Linked DNA regions of Mus musculus: region 1 is linked to region 2. Evidence: chromatin loops called from intact Hi-C (ENCODE). Cell type or tissue: heart. All regions are shown on one strand.

The links. Hi-C counts contacts between places; a loop is a spot of excess contacts. Peaks named below come from ENCODE experiments on the same cell type or tissue, not always from the same donor. Only the 100,000 strongest peaks of a DNase experiment are listed, where the experiment ranks them.
Region 1: it touches region 2 in a loop (5-fold over the local background); 9 of 42 quality-filtered maps call a loop at or near these places.

What each region holds. Positions count from the first base shown.
Region 1 is chr7:27,855,973-27,863,972 of GRCm38, forward strand. Zfp59 (zinc finger protein 59) reads left to right here. Exons shown (of 5, transcript NM_011762.3): 5 at 1-802. It overlaps Zfp607a (zinc finger protein 607A), which reads left to right and starts at 4,613. Exons shown (of 5, transcript NM_001024726.2): 1 at 4,613-4,784; 2 at 6,565-6,617; 3 at 7,417-7,543. The coding sequence starts at 6,585. In heart, no CTCF peak of the experiment used is centred here; DNase peaks (open chromatin) are centred at 4,599 and 5,149; H3K4me3 peaks cover 2,538 bases; H3K27ac peaks cover 2,423 bases.
Region 2 is chr7:27,926,087-27,934,086 of GRCm38, forward strand. It overlaps Zfp974 (zinc finger protein 974), which reads right to left and starts at 3,372. Exons shown (of 5, transcript NM_001374027.1): 1 at 3,209-3,372; 2 at 1,315-1,367; 3 at 198-324. The coding sequence starts at 1,347. It overlaps Gm26891 (a long non-coding RNA gene), which reads left to right and starts at 322. Exons shown (of 2, transcript XR_881914.3): 1 at 322-2,003; 2 at 2,261-2,388. In heart, no CTCF peak of the experiment used is centred here; a DNase peak (open chromatin) is centred at 3,385; H3K4me3 peaks cover 2,029 bases; H3K27ac peaks cover 1,047 bases; H3K27me3 peaks cover 272 bases.

The DNA.
Region 1 (8,000 bases), 70 kb before region 2:
GAACGAGAATTTGGGAAGTCGGTTCAGAGAAGATACTCTGTTGAAAATGTCTCTTATCCTCAGAAATCTAGGAAGTCTCCTGACAACCTTTTCCCAGCATTCTAACAGTCTAGATTGACTGTCCCAGGATGCTGCCAAACGTGACTGGAAACAAAGTTGTTCTATCCTCCCTACAGGGTCAGGACACAGAATACTGATAGTTAAACTGTGAGGGGCCCTACATGAAGAACCTGACTCTGCCATTGTTCCATTGGCAGCAACAACAAAGCCCTGGTGGCTCTAATGTCTAGGAGAAAAAGCTGGATGCCTACAATTCAGAGTCCTTTGCTTTAAGGATTGAAGCTAGGTGTGGTGACTTTTGCCTGTAATTCCAGAATATGAGAGGATGAGGTAGGAGAATTACCAGGCATTTAAGGCAAGCCCGGGTTTCATGTATGAAATCCAGGATATCTTGGAAAAGAAAAGCAAAATAAATACACAAGCCTAAAGGCTCAGGGATCTACAGACAAGAGAAGGCAGGAAGATTGCAAGAGCCAAAGGGTGTCTTCAAGGAAATACTGACTTCCAGACACAACAGATGCACATTATGAACTCTCAAGAGTCCATGCAGTGTGTGCAGGTTCAAGGAAGACAGTCTCAACAATGGGGGGTGGGGGGAACCATGGGCTCCCACCCCTAACCAGTGAACTATCTGTAATTGACACCTGCTAGCAAATAAAAATCAGGTGTCTCCAATGCTGTCTCACTGGGTGTATCAACACCTCAGGGCCCACACAAAATAAACTTGGTGGTATTTTTGTGACCTTTTTGTTTATTTTGCATTGCTTGGTCAATTTTGATTTTGTCTTATTGGTCTTTTGCTTGTGCATTTCTGCACACACACAAACCCCCTCACACATACAAACAGTGACACCACACACATGAAAAATGGAGAAAAAAGAGAAGGGAATGAACAGCATGGAATCAATAAGTGTCATTGTCACAGGTCATCCAGAACTTCATGGGGTTTAAAGGGAGCTCAGCATTGATGCAGATGGAAGGCAGCAACCCAGGCTGTTTAATTACTACAGGCACACTTAAGATTCCTTAGACTGAGGTATGTCTGACTTGAGGTTTTATATTGCTGTGACAAGACAATGACCACAGCAACTCTTAAGTGGGGCTTGCTTACAGTTGGGAGGTTTAGCCCATTATCATTGTGTTGGGAAGCATGGCAGCACTCAGGCACACGTGGTTCTGGAGAGGTTACTAAGAACCTCTGGACCCAAGGCAGCAGGGAGACAGAGACACTAAGCCTTGCTTGAGCTTCTAAAAAGTACAAGCTCACCCCTGTGACACCTTTCCTCCCACAGAGCCCCACATACTCCTCTCAGGCCACATTCCCAATAATGCCACTCCCTATGAGTCTGATTTTTATTCAAAGCACCACAAGGTGTGACATTATTTAAAACATAAGATCCAGCCAGGTGATGATGCACACCTGAATTTTAGCACTCAGAAGGCCAGCCTGGTCTACAGAGAAAGTTCTAGAACATCCAAGGCCACCCAGAGAAATCCTTGTTTCAAGAAAACCAACCAAACAAAACCAAGCAATAATAATAAAACCCCATGCGAGAACATGACAGAAGTATGAAAACCAATGTTCATTGTGGAGAGGGGCAGTAACTCAGATCTAGAAGAGGATGGGTGTGAAGTGAGGATCAGGAAGGGGGAAGGGAATGCAGGGATTTCTCAACACATGGCCGCTGTCACCTTCAGAAGCAGGACAGAAGACTATTTGAAAAGAGAGAGATGCATCTTTGTGTGAGGAGGATGAAGTTATGTATCGCAGGAGACAAAGGCGGAAAGAGCTGAGAACTGAGGATGGACAGAACCCCAGCAGGGATTCCAGCAGGAATTTGTAGCTAATGAAACATTGATGGTGCACATTCATCTCCCTAGTTATGTATCCAGCTACCCCAAATTCCACACAGCAGCTATACAGAAAAGGGGAGCCCAATTACCTAATTTGTTCCCCATGAAGGATAAGGGGTAGCACTAAGAAAAGAACTGTGACACAGGAGAGATGGAGCAGACCAACCAGAATCACACTGTGGAGAGAAAGGAGGACAGAACACATTGGCATGGCAGAAGGCTAAGCATCTTTATAAGTGATCCAAAAGCCAGTGAAACAAAACCCAAGCTTTGCAGAAGCAGTTACCTGGGTTGGGCTGGGGACTCCTTGCCTACAGTGTCTGCATTAGTAATCAGCCTGTTGGATATCTTAAAATAGATGGAGTCTTTATTTTTTTTATAAGTGCTGGTATTTATATTTTTCAAAAAATAGCATGAAAAAAAGGAAGCTTTAAACAGAAACATCTTCAGGTGATGAGCATTTCTGCCACAGGTGTGTGGACAGGAACACACAGTCACCCTGATTCCATTTAAGTTTAACTGTCTCCATTTTTATTCACTTGCATTCATAGGTGATGATGCTGTCCAAATCAACTCTGCTCTGTTGCTTTTCTGGATTTCTTCTGTCAGTTATTGAGGCTGAAAACTTATGTATGCGATACTGGATTTGGTTGTTATTTCTTATTGTTCTAGTATGTTTTCCCCGTCTTCGTGTTATAAAGGTGTGGTATTAGGAGTATACTCAGAGTTTATTTTAGTTTGCTTGTTTTGGTTTTGGTTTTTGGTTTTTCGAGACAGTTTTCCTGTGTAGTACTGGTTGTCCTGTAACTCACTCTGTAGACCAGGCTGGCCTTGAACTCACAGACATTCTCCTGGCTCTGCCTCCCTAGGCCTTGGATTAAAGGCATGTGCCACCATAATCTGAGTGTATTTTAGTTCTTAGGGTTTCACTGGGTAGCCCTCGGTGGCCTCTTCTCACAGACATGCAGCTGGCTGTGCCTCCCCATTGCTGGGATAGAAGGCATTGCTACCACGCCCAGCCATGTTTACTGTCACTTGATGACTGACTTGCCCTCTTTATTATCACTGGCAATGTCCTTTGGCCCAAAATCTGCCTCGACTTTAAAATCAAATTTAGTCTCCTTTTGACTATGTGAGGATGGTCACTTTGAATCTGCTGGAGTATTTATCTTTAACATTTTTTCTGTAGTAAACACATGGCTGGGTCTGACTTGTTTTTCAATCTAATGTGACAAACCTATACTTCGGCGTTTAGATAATTTACATTTTACTGCGGTTACTTTTATTACTAGCGTGGTCTAGTCTCGTCAACATTTGTTTACTCACATTCTGGAAAATTCGTGTAAATACAGGAGACAACAAAAGTAGTTTTGAAAGTTCAATAGTGTCACGTTACAATAAATAGGGTTTTCTAAAAACACGTGTATGTTTTTGTTTAGGCTACCTGGACATGCTAGTCCTTCATCCACTCAGTCCAACATGATGTAAGTGACTGCCTAATGGGCACAGCTCTGTTGATGCATACCGATCTGGCTCTCACTCACATTCTCCCGTCTAGATAACAGATGCTATGGTCTGACTCCCCTGCTCCCCAGCATAGCTGCAGCCATTCTGTTCTATGCCTGCCAGCTATTTCACAGTGTTGCTGTAACATGCCTGCCAGTCACTGACATAGAGAAGTGACTGAGCTCAGGGACACGCTGGCCACATACCCTGTTTTGTTCTGTGTGCTCTCAATGATCTGTATGAGGTTTGCTTATCTTATTTCACAAAGCTGTATGTAGGACCCATTGAATCAAAGGTAAATAGCAACTGTTATGTCTAAAATATCTTGAGTAAAGCTGACCACTGGGCAGCTCTTCCTGTACCTGCATATGAGCTCAGTGTTTTTTTTTTTTTTTTTTTTTTTTTTTTTTTTTTTTTTTTTTTTGGGGCTGACATTGAAGAATGCTGCTAATAAGCCAAAAAGTTTTAATACTCATGTTCTGTTATCTCACTGTTCTGAAATTCCCCAGTTCACCACCCATCCACCCCCCACCTTACTCAGGTCCTATCAGCTTAAAGGTTGCTAAAAATATACTTTGCCTAGGAAGCCAACAGCTCCCCTCCCTGCCCTTTAAACGTTTGAACCTGGTTTCTCATATAAAAAGCCTACCCTGAGAGCAGACCAGTACTACAATTAGGCTCCCGAGTCCTTTTTGCAGTCCTGAACTCCAGTATTATGGTACGTGTTTAATACACTAGTCTTGCTTAACTGAGATTGGTGTATGTATATAAGGTTTGAGTGGCGACTTCCTGAACTCCAACACAGCGACAATGAACCCTGGGAGTGTCTAGAACTTCTGTTTCTCTCTGAAATCGCTAAACTACCCACGTTCAAACCCAACAATTCTTTAGTTCAGTCTTTTCCAATTTACCATAGTCCCCACCAGAGCACAGCGAGGTGGAATCCCACTCAGTCTCAAGCAAAGATACAGCCAATTACAGCCTGATTTGATCTTACTTCTTTTGAACTTTAAAACTTCAGTTTGTCTGTCAGCTCCACAGGAGAGAAAATCAGTTACTAGTAGAACCCGGAACTATTTTGATCACAGGAGGGAGCCTCCCCTTTAAAGTCGGGGAGTACCCCCCTCCCCCTGGGAACTCTCACAAGCCACAGGACGCAGCTCTCAAATGGGCTGGGCCAAGTTGCATGCTGGGATCTCTCTGGAGCCCTGGGCTTCTCGGATCTCCGGTAGCGAGGGCTGTAGTTTTCAGGGCCACCATGGCAAGAAGTAGTGGATAGGCTCTGGGTGTCCTGGTGCCGCTAATGCGGAAAGTCCGATCTTTCTGGTCGGAGGAAGAAATCTCTAGTTGGCTTCGGTCTCCACGTAAGGCGGGAACCAGCCGGCTGGGTGTGGATGTGGACCGCGGTGTGGGGTGGTTGTGTATTTATGTGTGGGGGGACGGTGCTGCTGCAGGTGGTGGTGGTGGTGGTGGTGGTGGTGGTGTGTGTGTGTGTCTGTCTGTCCGAGTGTGCACACTTTGAGCTCTCTGCATTATCTCTGTCACCCAGTGTCACCCGGCTTGTTGCTCTCTGCTCCTACTTTCTCCCCTGGCCACAGGGGCTGAAGCAGAGGACCAAGCTTCTGAGAGAAGAGTCCGCACTGAAGGGAAGCTTTCCCTGAGGCCCAGAGTTGAGCATGGGAGGAGCATTTCAGGCCGGAAGAGTCTCCAGGGTTGCTTAAGAGAGCAGGCAGCTACTTGTTGAGCCCCAGGACTTTCCCAGAGCCCTATCCTAGCCACGTGAGTGTTGACAGAGTAGCAGAAAGTGCTCCCTGAGGATGCTCTCAGATATAGTCTGGGATCTCGCGCTTATTCAGGCTCCGTGCCTCAGCCATTACAAAGGAGGGCTGAAGTAGAATAAGGACTTTATTGCTGCACATCAAAGATTAAAGAATGAGCTTGTGCTTTGTTTGAAAATGAGGTTTTAGTTTTAGAATATGGAATTGTCAGTAACTGAAGGAGGGACAGGCAAATTGATACCTCCACCATTGTGTCCCTTACATTGTCCCTTCCCTTTCCACTTAGTATTCGCATTATCCTTCCAATGACATCCCTTGACATCGTCTCTCTACAATCACTTCTTTTTCTGAACAAATTATAGATAGGAGTCTCCAGAGGTTAGCGTTAGGGCTTTTACATCCCGATCTGTTAAATTGGCGCCTATTTCAATGGCATCACTCATCCTATCTTTACAGGCCTGCCTCTCAAAGCAGCAGAAAACTGCAGGTGGTTGACTATGTCTGTTCACCATTTCAGCTGGGAAAGTGATAGCACTGAATTTGGCATCTTTGAGAGCTAGTGATTTTCTGAGTGTGTGTGTGTGTGTGTGTGTGTGTGTGTGTGTGTGTAATGGGTAACACTGGCCAGATCCAGATGAGCAATGCCGTCCGTGGCTGATAGTGGGTGTGGATCTGTGGTATCAGGTTGAAGTCTTGGTTCTGTCCCCTCAGGCTCTCCAGGCCTGTCAGGAACCTTAGGATGCCTGTGGTGAAGCCTGTTAGTGCAATGCCGCCATATCCTAAGGGCCTGGTGTGCTTTAGTTGTTGCTCTGTGAGGCCATCTTGGGTTCATTCCCCTCAGTGTTCTGCAGGACAAGGGAGTGTGAGAAACAATGCGATTGCTGGGCAGTGGTGGTGCACACCTTTGATCCTAGCACTTGGGAGGTAGAGGCAGGTGAATTTCTGAGTTCCAGGCCAGCCTGGTTTACAGAATGAGTTCCAGGACAGCCAGGGCTACACAGAGAAACCCTGTCTCTACAAAAAAAAAAAAAAAAAAGCGGCCCAGGTGCAGGGCGAGCTGGAGCTCAGGGTGGAAGATGGGTCCCTTCTGCTGGCCTCTTCTGGAGGAGTTCAAGGCAGACATGTTTGTGCCCTGCACTCCCACACTGCCCCCTTGGCCGTGGGTTGTCTGGGTTAGGGGGGGATTGGCTTTGTGTAGACTCCTGTGTGCTTCCAATTTGTGTGTGGGAGGCTGTGAGCGGTGGGAGGGGAGAGAGTGAGTGGGGAGGCTTGAGAAATAAATGTAGTCGATGACATCACAGTGACAGAAGTCAGCCTGGGAACATCAAGTCACAATGCAGTGAATGGCTTTCTTTTTGTCCCCCAGGAGAGGAAGCCTGAAGAAGAATGGCCAGCTCCAGTTCTCAACACATGGTCTGTGTAAGTTGACAGTTTTCTCTTTGACATAGGGTGACTTCAGGTTATGTGACTCCTGCCCTCTTTCCCTCTTGAAGCTTCCCAAGGATCCGGATTCCCCCAGCCCAGTCTGCCCCTTTCCAGTGAGGGCTGGCAGGTCTGAGCACTTCCTGTCTGTGCCTCTTCCCAGCGTGCACTGCGGTTGACTTTGAATGCGTTCCTCCACGTGTGCTCTCTGCTTGGTCTGTGCTCAGGGAGGACTGTCCCTGCAGTGGAGGTGTCAGTCCCACAGGGAAACAGGGGCCTTGAGGGCTTCAGAGCTTTGAGGGGATGGTCTCATTGAGTGCCCTGGGAAACCTGATTGACATCTGTGGTGTTGTTAGGCTAATGACCCTGGGAGTTATGGAAGACTGAGGAGACATGCTGACCACCTGAAAGGTTTTTTGTTAGTTTGTTTTGTTTTGACCAAAAATTATAATATGGAATGGTATATAGTTTATAGAAGTCATTCTCATGACAACAAATGTTAACGACATCATGTGATAGTATGATAAACTCAAGGACTCACAGCATTCCTTATGTGTTTTGCCCTGACCCCAGGTGACATGTCCCTTCTGTGGGTATAGCCTGAGGGATGTGGGTGGAGTGGAGAGGCACAGGTATTGGCTATGTAGGTGGGCACAGTCGTCGTTTATGGGGGGCTCGTGCAGTCAGGTGCCTTGAGCATTTCCTTATGGCTTCCTTCCCACGCTGAGTCCTTTCCCTTCTGGTTTCCATCTTGAAAGCTTCCCCAGTTTCACTCTCCTTGTGTTTGCTCTTTCAGGGGTCAGTGACATTTAGGGATGTGGCTGTTGACTTCTCTCAGGAGGAGTGGGCCTGCCTGGATGCTACTCAGAAGGTCTTATACAGGGACATGATGTTGGAGACCTACAGCAACCTGGTCGCAGTGGGTAAGCCTGTGCCCCATGGATGGGGGATGTGTCCTCTACACTGTGGGCTTTCCTCACTCTGAATTAAAGGACAGTGCTGTCTTGCATAACTAGAATCAGAGGCTAGACAATTGTAGAGGATCCATGTTCAGTTCTCAGTACCACTAGGTGTGACTCTAGTTCCAGGGGGTCTGATGCCTTCTTCTGGTCTCCATGGCCACTGTAGTCACATGTGGTGCTCAGACACACATGCAGACAGATCGTCACATACATAGAACATAAAATAAATTTTAAGCAATAGAATTTTAAAAAGAGATAGCTGACCTCGTCCTCCCTCCTAAAGGAAGAGTGTGAGCTTTGTAGGGTTGAAGCTAGGATCTTCATGAAGTGGCTGCTTTTCACATCCCTCGGAGATTCTCTCACCGAGCTCTAGGTTGAGTGAGAGGTCCTGTCTCATGAAATTAAATTGAGATCACTC
Region 2 (8,000 bases):
AACTCAGGATGTATCTGAGGGTGATGTTGCACTCACAGCAATCTTCCTGCCTCAGCCTTCTCAGAGAAGCAATGACAGGAATCGGCCTCCATCCCAGCTTCAGCTACCACTGGAAAGATGGCACTGTCCTTTAATTCAGAGTGAGGAAAGCCCACAGTGTAGAGGACACATCCCCCATCCATGGGGCACAGGCTTACCCACTGAGACCAGGTTGCTGTAGGTCTCCAACATCATGTCCCTGTATAAGACCTTCTGAGTAGCATCCAGGCAGGCCCACTCCTCCTGAGAGAAGTCAACAGCCACATCCCTAAATGTCACTGACCCCTGAAAGAGCAAACACAAGGAGAGTGAAACTGGGGAAGCTTTCAAGATGGAAACCAGGAGGGAAAGGACTCAAGCGTGGGAAGGGAGCCATAAGGAAATGCTCAAGGCACCTGACTGCATGAGCCCCCCATAAACGACGACTGTGCCCACCTACATAGCCAATACCTGTGCCTCTCCACTCCACCCACATCCCTCAGGCTATACCCACAGAAGGGAAATGTCACCTGGGGTCAGGGTAAAACACATAAGGAATGCTGTGAGTCCTTGAGTTTATCATACTATCACATGATGTCATTAACATTTGTTGTCATAAGAATGATTTTATACACTATGCAAGAGGCCATAAACTTACTAAGTATAAGTACATATTATGTACATGTTAGGCTTAACCTCTTTCTTTCTTTCTTTCTTTCTTTCTTTCTTTCTTTCTTTCTTTCCATGAATGAAAACAAAACCTTCCAAGAAACAATGTGTCTCAGGTCCTTCTTGACTCTGGAGACTGCAGTCACCTCCCTATCACAGCCTGGATGACCTTTCCCTCTGACACCTGGACTCTCCCCTAAGGCTTCCTCGGGGAAGTCATCTCCTCACACCCATGCATAGGGGAAACTCTCCAACAATTCATCACCAGGCTGACAACACCACAGATGTCAATCAGGTTTCCCAGGGCACTCAATGAGACCATCCCCTCAAAGCTCTGAAGCCCCCAAGGCCCCTGTTTCCCTGTGGGACTGACACCTCCACTGCAGGGACAGTCCTCCCTGAGCACAGACCAAGCAGAGAGCACACGTGGAGAAATGCATTCAAAGACAACCGCAGTGCACGCTGGGAAGAAGCACAGACAGGAAGTGCTCAGACCTGCCAGCCCTCACTGGAAAGGGGCAGACTGGGCTGGGGGAATCCGGATCCTTGGGAAGCTTCAAGAGGGAAAGAGGGCAGGAGTCACCTAACCTGAAGTCACTCTATGTCCAAGAGAGAAAAACAACTTACACAGACCATGTCTTGGGAACTAGAGCTGGCCATTCTTCTTCAGGCTTCCTCCCCTGGGGGACAAAAAGAAAGCCATTCACTGCATTGTGACTTGATGTTCCCAGGCTGACTTCTGTCACTGTGATGTCATCGACTACACTTATTTCTCAAGCCTCCCCACTCACTCTCTCCCCTCCCACCGCTCACAGCCTCCCACACACAAATTGGAAGCACACAGGAGTCTACACAAAGCTGATCACCTCCTAACCCAGACAACCCACGGCCAAGGGGGCAGTGTGGGAGTGCAGGGCACAAACATATCTGCCTTGAACTCCTCCAGAAGAGGCCAGCAGAAGGGATCCATCTTCCACCCTGAGCTCCAGCTCGCCCTGCACCTGGGCCGCTCCTCCTACTGTGCGCAGATCTCAGATCTTCCTACTGGAACCCCACCTATCAAGGCTCACAGGGGCTCACAGCATCCAGGTGGCCCCTCCTGTGTAAACTCAGGGCTGAAGCACAGCGAGGCTGGAGGGGCTGCAGCTGTGATGCTCAGGCAGCGTCCAGCATTCTGTGCCCACTGTTAGTGAATGGGACTGTGCACCATGGACCACTCTCCTGAGAACCTTCCCTCATCTATGATAACACTTATGTTGTCTCAAGCCATGATCCTTTATGAAGATAATTAGCTGTAAAACATCCTGTCACAGGAGGTGAGTATATGTTTCCCTCTTTCCATATTATGGGAGATTTTGAACAAAATAATGCTAAGTTTGTTCTGGGTGTCCTAGGTCTTTTGATCCTAGAACTGAGTTTCTCAACCTCCGCAGGGCTGACACAACTGTCCTGCCTTGGGCTCTGTGAGGACCACCTTGTGCTCTGTAAAATTATCACACTGAACACAATACAAATTTTAAAATTCTGCTCTTCATTATTACCTTCATTTCGTTTTCTCCTTGTTTTGAAACAGGTTCTCATTTTGTAGCACACCCCTCCTGGAACTTGCTATGTGGATCAAACTGATCCTTAATTTACAATGATCCTCCTGCTTCTGCCTCCCAAAATGCTGAGATTAAAATGTACACTGTACAGACTAGAGCTTATGAGTCATTTCCTTAAATATACAACCAGTATTTGCATTCTTTCTAACACTCCCTTGTCCTGCCATACCCTGCAGACAATGAACCCAAGATGAGCACTGTCTATAATGTGGGGAAAGGAAGTGATTTAGGGAGAAAAAGTCAAGGGTAATTGAAATGGTCATGTGAACACCAGGACCTAAGGGCAGGGACAACGTAAGGGCCACAGCGGTGGAGGTATGAATGTGTACGTTCACCTACCTGCATTTACTGACAATTCCATATTATAAAATTGAAAACTCATTTCTCAAACAGAAAAGAAGAGTACACTCATCCTTGACTCTTAGATGGGCAGCAATAATGATCCCATCCTTCTCAAGCCCTCCTTTTGACTGATGGCCTTCGCGGGGAGCCTGCGCAAGGATGAGATCCCCATCATGCTCTGGCAGCATCCGCACTGAGCACTTTCCTTCAGTTCCCTCAACACTCACACAGCTAGGGCTCTGAGAAAGTCATGGAATTCAACAAGTAACCACCCTCCTAGGTCACCCTCGGTGGCACTTTCAGCCCCAAATGCTCCTCCCAAGCTCAAGTCTGTACCTAGCCTGACCTCTCCTTACTGAAACTTAGTCCTCTGCTTTGGTTCCTGTGGTCGCGAGGGAAAGTTGGAGCAGAAAGCGACGCGCACAGAGCCCCAGATAATGCAGAGAGATCAAGGTGTGGACACACACACACACACACACTATCACATCAACAAACAGCGACCCTATACGACCGTCCGCACACGCCCACTCCCAGCCGGCTGCCTCAGGCCTTACTCCATGGAGACCGAAGCCAACCTGAAATTTCTTCCGCCGACCACAAAGATCGGACCTTCCGCATTAGCGGCACCAGAACACCAAAAGCCTATGCGCTAGTTTCGGCGTGGTGACCCTAAAAAATGCAGTTATCACCAGCAAAGCCCCCGTGAAGCCCGGCTCTTGGGGGCGGGGATGCCAGATCTGCGAGCGGAGCCCAGTGGTTTGTGGGAGTTCCCACGGGGGTGCGCGCTTAAAGGGGAGGCGCCCTCCTTTGAGTAAAAGTTACTTCCGGTTCTGCGGGGAACTGATTTTCTCGCCCTTAAAAAGGCAGGGATGCTCTAGATAGAAAATGTGACTGAGGACCACATGCTATGCAACAACCGTACTGTGTCTGTTAGACAGGCTAGACGATCCTCATAATAAAACTAGTCGCATTGAAAGTACTGTAATCGGTCTAAAAGCTAAAGTACAGGTTTGTCACATTAGATTTGAAAAGAGGTCAGACCCAGCTATCTGTTAACTTCAGAAAATATGTTAAAGATAAATACTCTAGCAGATTCAAAGTGACCATCTTTACATAATCAAAAGAAAACTCAAGTCGATTATAAAATGGAGGCAGATTTGGGGGCAAAGAACATTGCCAGTGATAATAAAGAGGCCAAGACATCAAGTGATAGTAAACATGGCTGGGCGTGGTAGCAATGGCTTTTATCCCAGCGATGGGGAGGTACAGCCAGCTGCATGTCTGTGAGAAGAGACCACCGAGGACTACCCAGTGAAACCCTGTCTAAGAACTAAAATACACTCAGATTATGGTGGCACATGCCTTTTACTCTTTTTGTGTCTGAGTTACCTCACTCAGGATATTTTCTAGTTGCACCCATTTGCCTGCAAAACTCATGATGTCCTCATTCTTAATAGCTAAATACTATCCCATTATGTAAATGACCCACATTTTCTGTATCCATTTTTCCATTGGGGGACATCTGGGTTGTTTCCAGCTTCTGGCTTTCACAGATAAGACCTCTATGAACACAGTGGATTTGTGGTATGGTGGGGCATCTTTTGGGTATATTCCAAGAGTGGTATAGCTGGGTCTTTGTGGTTGATCTATTTCCAAACTTCTGAGGATCCTCGAGATTGATTTCCAGAGTAGTTGTATCAGTTGGCAATCCCACCAACAATGTCTTAGAGCTCAGGCTCTAAGATCCAGAATTGATAAATGGGACCTCATAAAACTGGAAAGCTTCTGTAAGGCAAAGGACGTAGTCAGGACAAATCAGCAACCTATAGAGTGGGACAAAACTTCACTAACCCCACATCCTATAGAGGGTTAATATCCAAAATATATAAAGAACTCAAGAAGCTAAGCTTCAAAAATCCAAACAACCCAACCACAAAATAAGGTATAGAGCTAAACAGAGAATTCACAACAGAGGAATCCCAAATGATGGAGAAGCACTTAAAGAAATGTTCAAAGTCCTTAGTGATCAGGGAAATGCAAATCAAAATGACCTGAGATTCTACCTTACAACAATCAGAATGGCTAAGACAAAAAACTCCGGTGACAGCACTTGTTTCTACTGCACTTTTGAAACTTAAAGACTGTATCTATTTTTAAGATATCCCATAGGCTAATACTAGACCAGGAGTCCCCAGCTATATCTAGGTGACTGTTTCTGCAAAGCTTCCTGTTTTGTTATTCCACTGGCTTTTGGATCATTTATAAAGATGCTTAGCCTTCTGTCATGCCAATGTGTTCCGTCCTCCTTTCTCTCCACAGTGTGATTCTGGTCAGTCTGCTCCATCACAGTTCTTTTCTTAGTGCTACCCCTTATCCTTCATGGAAGTAAAATCAGATAATTGCCCTCCATTTTCTCCACAGGAGCTGTGTGGTGCTGAATACGTAACTAGAGATTAATGTCCACCACAAGCGTTTCCTTAGCTGCAGTCACTTGAATTCCTCCTGGGGTTCTGCAGGCCACATCCCCAGTCTCAGCTCTTTCTGCCTCTGTCTCCTGCTCTGTGTGTGCATAGCTTTCCCTCCTCCTCACACCTCTGTCTCCTGCTCTGTGTGTGCATAGCTTCCCCTCCTCCTCCTCACCTCTGTCTCCTGCTCTGTGTGTGCATAGCTTCCCCCTCCTCCTCTCACCTCTGTCTCCTGCTCTGTGTGTGCATAGCTTCCCCTCCTCCTCACCTCTGTCTCCTGCTCTGTGTGTGCATAGCTTCCCCCTCCTCCTCACCTCTGTCTCCTGCTCTGTGTGTGCAAAGCTTCCCCCTCCTCCTCACCTCTGTCTCCTGCTCTGTGTGTGCATAGCTTCCCCTCCTCCTCACACCTCTGTCTCCTGCTCTGTGTGTGCATAGCTTCCCCTCCTCCTCCTCACCTCTGTCTCCTGCTCTGTGTGTGCATAGCTTCCCCCTCCTCCTCTCACCTCTGTCTCCTGCTCTGTGTGTGCATAGCTTCCCCTCCTCCTCACCTCTGTCTCCTGCTCTGTGTGTGCATAGCTTCCCCCTCCTCCTCACCTCTGTCTCCTGCTCTGTGTGTGCAAAGCTTCCCCCTCCTCCTCACCTCTGTCTCCTGCTCTGTGTGTGCAAAGCTTCCCCCTCCTCCTCACCTCTGTCTCCTGCTCTGTGTGTGCAAAGCTTCCCCCTCCTCCTCACCTCTGTCTCCTGCTCTGTGTGTTCATAGCTTCCCCCTCCTCCTCACCTCTGTCTCCTGCTCTGTGTGTGCATAGCTTCCCCCTCCTCCTCCTCCTCACCTCTGTCTCCTGCTCTGTGTGTGCAAAGCTTCCCCCTCCTCCTCACCTCTGTCTCCTGCTCTGTGTGTGCATAGCTTCCCCTCCTCCTCACCTCTGTCTCCTGCTCTGTGTGTGCATAGCTTCCCCCTCCTCCTCACACAAAGATGCATCTGTGTTTCTTTCCAAGTTTTCTCTCCTGCTTCTGAAGGTGACTGTAGGCATGTGTTGAGAAATCCCTTCATCCCCTTCCCCCTTCCTTCCTCCACCCTCTTCTAGATCTATCCGTGAGTGAGCCACCCCTCTCCACAATGAACATTGATTTCCATACTTCCGTCATGTTCTTGTGGGGAGTTTTGGTTGCCGCTGTTCATTTTGTTTTTGTTTGATTTTGGTTATAGTCTTTTCTACATAAGATTTCTCTGTGTGGCCTTGGCTGTCCTTTGTGTTCCTCTGCAGACCAGGCTGGCCTCGAACTCAGAGATCTGTTGCCTCCGCCTCCTGAGTGCTGGGATTACATGTGTGTGCCACCATAATTGGCTGAATATTTATATTTTAAATATGTCAGACCTGAATCTACTGAATATGAAGTATGCCTATTGTAATTAGCGAGCCTGGGCCGCTGCCTTCCCCCCCCCTCAATGCTGAACGACCTTTAAATCCCAAGGAGTCCTGGATCGCCTGGGACTACATTTACTGAATGAGTGACGCTCACCCTCTTCTCTTTTCATTGTTCGTGTGTGTGTGTGTGGTGTGCACTTTTGCATGTATGAGTGGGAGTCAGTGTGCTCACAGATGTGCAAAAGCAAAAGATCAATAAGAAAGAAACGATTCCAAACAATGCAAACTAAAATGAAAATGTCACAAGAATACAATTGAGATCATTGTGTTGGCTAGTTACTCCTGGCATGGAGTCTGCCCTGAGGTGTGGTTGATATACCCAGCAAGACAATAGTGGAGAAATACAATTTTTCCATTGTCAGTGCATATTAACAACAGAGAGTTCACTTGTCAGAGGTCAGAGCCCATGTCTACTCCCCTCCCCCCCACACACACACCCCATCACTGTTGAGAATCTGTCTGGTGTAAACCTGTGCATGCTCTGTGTGCTGCATGGACTCTGAGAGTTCATGTGTGCATCATCAGTCTTGTTGTGTCTGTAGCCCTTGTCACTGAGGGCAGAATGAACACAGTGATCACCGCTCCACAGACAGACAAAGTGAGGGGAGCAAAACCTGTCACCCAGAGCTCCTCCTTCCCTCAGTCATGAGTCTGGGAGACCCGAGGTCTGGCCTCCTAGAACAAGTGTGAGTTGAGTGGCAGGCAGACTTGTGGTGGAACATGTGTGCAATCCCAGTGCTGGGGAGGGCAATCCAATTGGATCAGTAGTTCAAAGGCATCCTTGGCTACAGAATACATCAGAAAACTGCCTGCATTTTCAGAGTCTTACCAGAAAGGAAGAAAGAAAGGAAAAAGGGGAGGGAGGTGGGAGGGGGAGAAGGAAGGAGGAAGGAGGGATGGAAAGAGGGATACAGATACACAGACAGACAGACAGACAGACAGACAGAGAAATTGTCTGAGAAGGAAACGGGTAAACACTCTGAGATAAGCATCTGCAGTGTCCTGACCACAGGGCATCTCAGAATGCTCTGGGGAAGCCCCAGAAGGGCTTGGCTCTGATGATTCAGGAAGTTCTTCAACCAGGGCAGAGTCTCTTCTTAGCAACTCCCCTGCTGTATCTCCTTGATTCCTCCCTATCCCGAGCTTATCCCCGTCCCGCGGGAAATAAACACAGGACACACCAGATTCTTCCACGGTTAACTTTTACTTCTATATCATATTGAGGTAGACAAAGAAAGCTCAGAAAGTGTGTGGCTTAAATACTTTTGGTGACGTGTCTAAACTAGGACTGGTAGCAACACCCATGATCCTCATGCACCCTGGGGATAGGTTAAAGCCCCCAGGGGTTGGGCAAAAGCCTCGGAGATGGACTGGTGACTTTGGCTGGCTGTGCTCTCGCAGCTGCGCACAATGAGGTTTAGCACCATCTAGTGGCGGCACGTAGATTGCAGCCCTTTACATCTCCCCCTCTATAA